Linked DNA regions of Homo sapiens: region 1 is linked to region 2. The links are chromatin loops, found by intact Hi-C in ENCODE. Cell type or tissue: HCT116. All regions are shown on one strand. Each heading gives the region's core, and the rest is flanking DNA. Links, peaks and the distances in the headings are about the cores only. Region 1 overlaps FGD5 (FYVE, RhoGEF and PH domain containing 5). Region 2 has its middle 36 kb from the start of COLQ.

Evidence for each region. A loop is a pair of places that touch in the nucleus more often than their neighbours do. Peaks named below come from ENCODE experiments on the same cell type or tissue, not always from the same donor. Only the 100,000 strongest peaks of a DNase experiment are listed, where the experiment ranks them.
Region 1: it touches region 2 in a loop (8-fold over the local background); 2 of 110 quality-filtered maps call a loop at or near these places.

Annotation. Positions count from the first base shown.
Region 1 is chr3:14,920,014-14,922,928 of GRCh38, forward strand. FGD5 (FYVE, RhoGEF and PH domain containing 5) reads left to right here. Exons shown (of 20, transcript NM_152536.4): 14 at 1,905-2,004; 15 at 2,398-2,535. LOC105376963 (a long non-coding RNA gene) reads right to left here. Exons shown (of 4, transcript XR_007095829.1): 2 at 2,288-2,915; 3 at 1,296-1,446; 4 at 334-470. Among named protein-coding and RNA genes, the nearest start is that of NR2C2, 26 kb to the right of the region's middle. RefSeq lists enhancers at 1,113-1,612, 2,128-2,915. In HCT116, for the core only: a CTCF peak has its summit at 1,318 (motif pointing left); a DNase peak (open chromatin) is centred at 1,318.
Region 2 is chr3:15,555,996-15,558,910 of GRCh38, forward strand. No RefSeq gene overlaps it. Among named protein-coding and RNA genes, the nearest start is that of COLQ, 36 kb to the left of the region's middle. In HCT116, for the core only: a CTCF peak has its summit at 1,726; a DNase peak (open chromatin) is centred at 1,786; H3K27ac peaks cover 606 bases.

The DNA.
Region 1 (2,915 bases), core at 105-2,604, 640 kb before region 2:
TTCTCCAGGCCCTCGGGTTGCCTGGGATCCTCATCTCTGGCTTCAGACCATGACCTTAAAGAGCATCCCCTTTTCCTTCTTTCAGGGCAAGGTAAGCTCAAGCTCTCGGGGGCTTGGAAACCAGGGAGGTATGCCTCCAGCCAAGAGTAGCTCTTCAGCCAGGGACGTGCATGGCAGGGGTCAGCAAGGCTTCTGGGGCTTGGGTGTCTACTCTCAGCAAGCACATGAGATGGGATGGCAGCAGTGCCTATCACATGGGGGTTTATCCTGCATTGGGCGGTTCTGAGTGTGAAATGGGATCTAAATGCACTCATGCACATGCACTCTCATAGATGCATTTTCTCATTAAAATCATTTATTAGGTGGGGCATGGTGGCTTATACCTGTAATTCCATCAATCTGGGAGGCTGAGGCTGAAGGATTACTTGAGGCCAGGAGTTTGGGACCAGCCTGGGCAACATAGTGAGACCCTGTCTCAAAAAAAAAAAAAATTTAAGCATTTATTAGCCACACCTCAGTGCCAGGTCTGGCAACAATTTAGCCGTTGTTGTGCTCTCCAGGAGCCCACATTACAGGTAGGAGAGTTGTAAACTGCTTCAGATGCAGGGCAGTAACTGCTGTAACAATTAATAGTGGTAATGACAGCAGTAACAGGCATTGGACACCTGTCAGGCCCCAGACGCCGCCGTGATCCTCATCACCACCCTTAGAGCTGGGGTTTGCGGCTCCTTCCATGCATAGGGAGTTGAGGCTTGCAAAAGGGTCACACAGCCAGGTGAGGTGGAACTGGAGTTTGAACCCAGGACTGTGTGGACCAGAGCTCTTATCTGTTACAGTCTACTGCATGAGGGAGTAGAAAAGGGCTTGGAAACCCAAAGGAGGGACTGCCCCATCTGGAGGAGTGAGGGAATGCTTCCTGGAGGAGGTGATGCCTGGGTGGGGGTCGTGGCCTCACCTCTCCTTGTGATAAAATCAAGGGCAGGAGGCTGCCAGCAAATAGTTTCTGTTAGTCCGGCCATGACTTGAGGGTGGTGACGATCCACACGTGGGCCTTCAGGTGGGGCTGCCCATCTCCCAGGGCAAGGACAGTGGCCTTTAGCATGCCAGTCACCTTCCTGCTAGTCCAGACCCTTCACACTTGAAGCTCCCAGGGGACCGCAGGACCCATTCATCACATTTTAGGGACATGGTGTCTTGCTGCCCACAATGCTGATTCAGCCTCTGCCCTGCAGCACTGCTCCCGCCCAGGCCAGCGGGCCCTTATGCTTGCTTTCCGGGGCAGGCTGCACACTTACCTGTGGTGTAGGCGCGGCATCTAGTGGACACTGTGAGAACTTCACCCAGCTAGCTGGCACCCAGCCCAGGCGTAGCTCTTGCCACTCAGGAAGCCCTCCCTGGTGCAGAGCAGGGACTTGGAAAGTGCCTGTTGGATGACTGTCTGGGAAGCTATGTGGGGAGATGAGGAAGGTGGGAGACACAGATGTTTACCTTTGCCAGCTCCCACCTACCCCTCATCCTCCACAGGTACCCAGCCCTCTGTCCCCTGCCAGCCCGTTTCTCCTGAAGTGTGGGACCCTCTGGGCCTTCCTAATGTCTCTTGCTTTTGCACAATGTTGACAATGTGGTTCCACGTCCCACATCTCCCTTCATCCCCACAGCAGCCCTGGGAGTTAGGGGAATATCATTATTCCAGTGTAAGAAGAAACAGACCCAAGGACAGCTAATGGACCAGTGGTCTGCTCGTAAACCTAGTCTGGCAGGTGATCTCTTCTTTGCTGGTGGTTCTGGGCAGTGTGAGAGGTGCAGGCTCAAGGGGCATCTGAGTGAGAACCTCATCCATGCCGAGATGGAGGGTGGGAGGCAGAGCTGCTCCTGCCTTTGCTCACTCCAGCCCATGCCCGCAGCTCCTGTGCAGAGAGGGACGAGTGGTATGGCTGTCTGAGCAGAGCCCTCCCTGAGGACTACAAGGCCCAGGCGCTGGCTGCATTCCACCATAGCGTGGAGGTGAGTGGGTGGGCAGGGCCCACGGGCCACCAGCTTCAGAGACCTGGGGTTCCCTGGGCGGGCATTGCTGTTGCCACTCACACCCAGATGGACGTGTAGCTCCTGTCTTGGGGCACTGGCTCCCCCCACACCCCTGCCATGCTCCCACCCTAGTCAGGGGCGGCCTCCGTGTAACCTAGGAGCCCAGCACCCACAGTCTTGTTCTCACAGTCTGGCTGTTTCCCAACCAAGGGTGAGCATCCTGGAGGGTGCAGGAGAGGCCTTTCACATCAGACCCACTCACCCACACATCACACACCCTGCACAGAGACGCAGGGCAGGGCTCACTGGGCTCTGCATCTGGCTGGTCTCCTGGCCACATTCCACATTACTCAGCCAATTCTGTTGCTGCAGATACGAGAGAGGCTGGGGGTTAGCCTTGGGGAGAGGCCCCCCACCCTGGTGCCTGTCACACACGTCATGATGTGCATGAACTGCGGCTGCGACTTCTCCCTCACCCTGCGGCGTCATCACTGTCACGCCTGTGGCAAGGTGAGTCGCTGCATCTGGGGTGAGTGTGTGCATGGGGGTGGGGTGGGGGAAGGGCATGTCCCTGCCCAGCCGGGGGCTCAGGGATGTCCAGCAGCTACTGTAAGCCCCAGAGTGAGGCATGTTCACACCAACCCGAGAGGAACAGATTGCTAATTCCCATTTTATAGATCATCAAACCAGAGCTCCAAGTCCCAGGCCTCTTCCACACCACCACGTTTTCAACAGAAAACCGTAGCATACGTGGCTATTGTGCTTGGAGAAAAAAGTATCATGTAGTGGTTAAGGGCGCGGGCTCATCAGAAAAGCAGATAGGCGCTGGCTCAGAAACAAGATGAAGCCTTGCCGGAAAAGTAGGGGACACGCACAGCTCCATGATCAGA
Region 2 (2,915 bases), core at 323-2,822:
GTCTCACTCTGTCACCCAGGCTGGAGTGCAATGGCTTGGCTCACTGCAAGCTCCGCCTCCTGGGTTCACGCCATTCTCCTGCCTCAGCCTCCCAAGTAGCTGGGACTACAGGCGCCCGCCACTACGCCCGGCTAATTTTTTGTATTTTTAGTAGAGACGGGGTTCCACCGTGTTAGTCAGGATGGTCTCGATCTCCTGACCTTGTGATCCGCCCGCCTCGGCCTCCCAAAGTGTTGGGATTACAGGCGTGAGCCACCGCGCCCAGCCTGGTTTCCTACTTTCTTAAAACAGTCATATGATGTTCTACTGTAATCACTTTACATTTGCATTATTTCAGAGTCATGGGCTGCTTCTTCATTGGCATGCACTGCTTCCCCACTGCCTAACTGTCTTGAAAATAAAGGAACAAAAACAATTTGGGATTAAATATAATTTTCCATTTCATTTTCTTTTTCCTTCAGTGTCCAAAAGTCCTACCATTTTCTTGCAATGGATTTGAGACTTTTTTTCCCTATGGCACATACACTCACTTCACAAAATAAGCTGAGCTACTTCAAAGTAGCATGTATGAAATAACTGTAGAACATCTCCACTGAGCTATTGTTAACCATCATGAGTTCCCATTTAACACGTAGTTAGTGAACTCTTAAAGAGTACTATGGCTATATAGAGAAGTGAAAATACACAACCCCTGATCTCCAGGAAATGTCTAATTTACTTGAAGTAAGACCCAGTCACTTGAGAAAAGGGAAACCACTATGTCTACTTTCACATTCACCGCTAAGCAGGGATTCCAAGTGGTGTTCTCTTCTCTAAATTCTCACCTTCCTAAAATGCAGTGGCACTTATTGAGTGCCTTTTATATGCCAGGCATTGGGCTAGGAGCTTCTGGGTGGCTTTCTGAATCCCCAAATAACCCCATGAAATATGAAAGATTTCTGGAAAGACTATTAGTAGAGAAAGTAACCTAAGAAACCATTTCACTTTGGGAGGTTGAAGTGGGAGGACAGCTTGAGCCCAGGAGTTTGAGACCAGCCTCGGCAACAGTGTGAGACCCATCTCTACAAAAAACTTTAAAAATTAGCCAGTTGTGGTGGCATGTACCTGTAGTCCTAGCTACTTGGGAGGGTGAGGTGGGAGAAGTATTTGAGCCCGGGAGTTCGAGGCTGCAGTAAGCTATGACTGTGCCACTGTACTCCAGCCTGGGCAACATAAGAATACGCTGTCTCAAAATAATGATAATAATAATAAAACTCATTTCCCATTCATCTCCTCAACCCTGGATTCTGGGTTTTTCTAAATTAAGAAAACTGCCATAATCTTTCGAAGCTCAGTTTTTATGAGGCAATTGGATATTATTAACACATATAATAGGATCACATAAGAAATTCATTATTAAACTAGGGGCTACAAAATATTCTATCAAATATCTATCAACCAATAGATTCATTTTAGAGGGGTATTTTCAATATTTTATCCTTCTAAGGAAAATCTTCTATGAGGAGATTAATTTCAAGATCATTTTTACTAAATAAGCAGTCAATGGACTCTGTCAATTAGTGCCCCTGGACTAATGTGGTCTTTATACACTTAGACTGACCTCTGCTGGACAGTCTAATAACCTGTCAGCATTTTTTTTTTCTCTGAGAGTATGATTAGGAAAGGGGCATTTTCCCCAAATTTTATCTAGTATTTAGTAACAAATTTACACAGTTCAACTTACAAATATTAATCAAGCCCTCTACACCACCTAATGGCAAAATCTTATATTGCATTCGGCTGCCAGAGGTGTGTCCGGAGGCAGAGTGGGAGGAGACTGATGAGGTTACATGAACTATCCAGTCTGAATGCTCCTTTTCATAGTCTCTTCCTCCTGTGCAGGACATAAGAATACCTGAGAAATGAGGCTGCTTCCACGAGCCTGTCAGGGGCCAAGTCACAGTATCTTCTGGGTTCACCCCTAAAACTGAAGTCTACCACTTCATGGTGGTCACTTGTGCCTAAACTAGCCAGTGTAGACAAGTCTGATATGGGTGGTGCAAACAAGCTGAATTTTGATATAAAGTCCTATGCTTCAATTTATGTAAAACTGCAGATAAAAAACACGAATGACCCTGAAAATAAGTGATGCTTTTCCATTTCAAATATTCTTTTAAAATAGTGCCTGCTTCTGATAATAAAAATTACATAATTATTTTTAAAATTCTATAAAGGAAAAAATTAAATAAAAATTGCCTACAATTCCATCTACCAAGTTGTATTACAATTTTAGTTTATTTTGTGCCCATCTCTGTTCTGTAAGCAAGCAGGTATGCATGATTATGGTTATTTCCTTACTTCACTCCATTTCATTTTGTAGCTTGCCCTTTTCACACGTTGTATTGTGATTATTTTTCAATTAATAAATAATACAATTTTTATTTTATGATGATAGACCATCACTTATGTAACCAATGTCCTACTATTAAACATTGGAATTGTTCCTAAATAAAACTACGCTACATGGCCTTTTATATAAATATTTGACCAAATATTTTATTATTTCTTCAGGATATATTCCCAAATAAGCTCAATGGGGCCTGGCACAGTGGCTCATGCCTATATTCCCAGCACTCTGGGAGGCAGAGGCAAGAGGATAGCGTGAGCCCACGAGTTTGGGACCAACCTAGGCAACATAGTGAGACCCTGTCTCTACAAAAATAAAATAAAAGAGTAGCCAGGCATGGTGGTATGCGCTTGTAGTCCTAGCAACTCGGGAGACTGAGATGGAGAGATCACTTGAGTCCAAGGACGTCAAAGATGCAGTGAGCCGTGATCATGTCATTGCACTCTAGCCTGAGCAACAGAGCAAGACCCTGTCTTGAAAAAAAAAAAAAAAAAGCTCACGGGGTCAAAACTTACGCGGTATGAACATT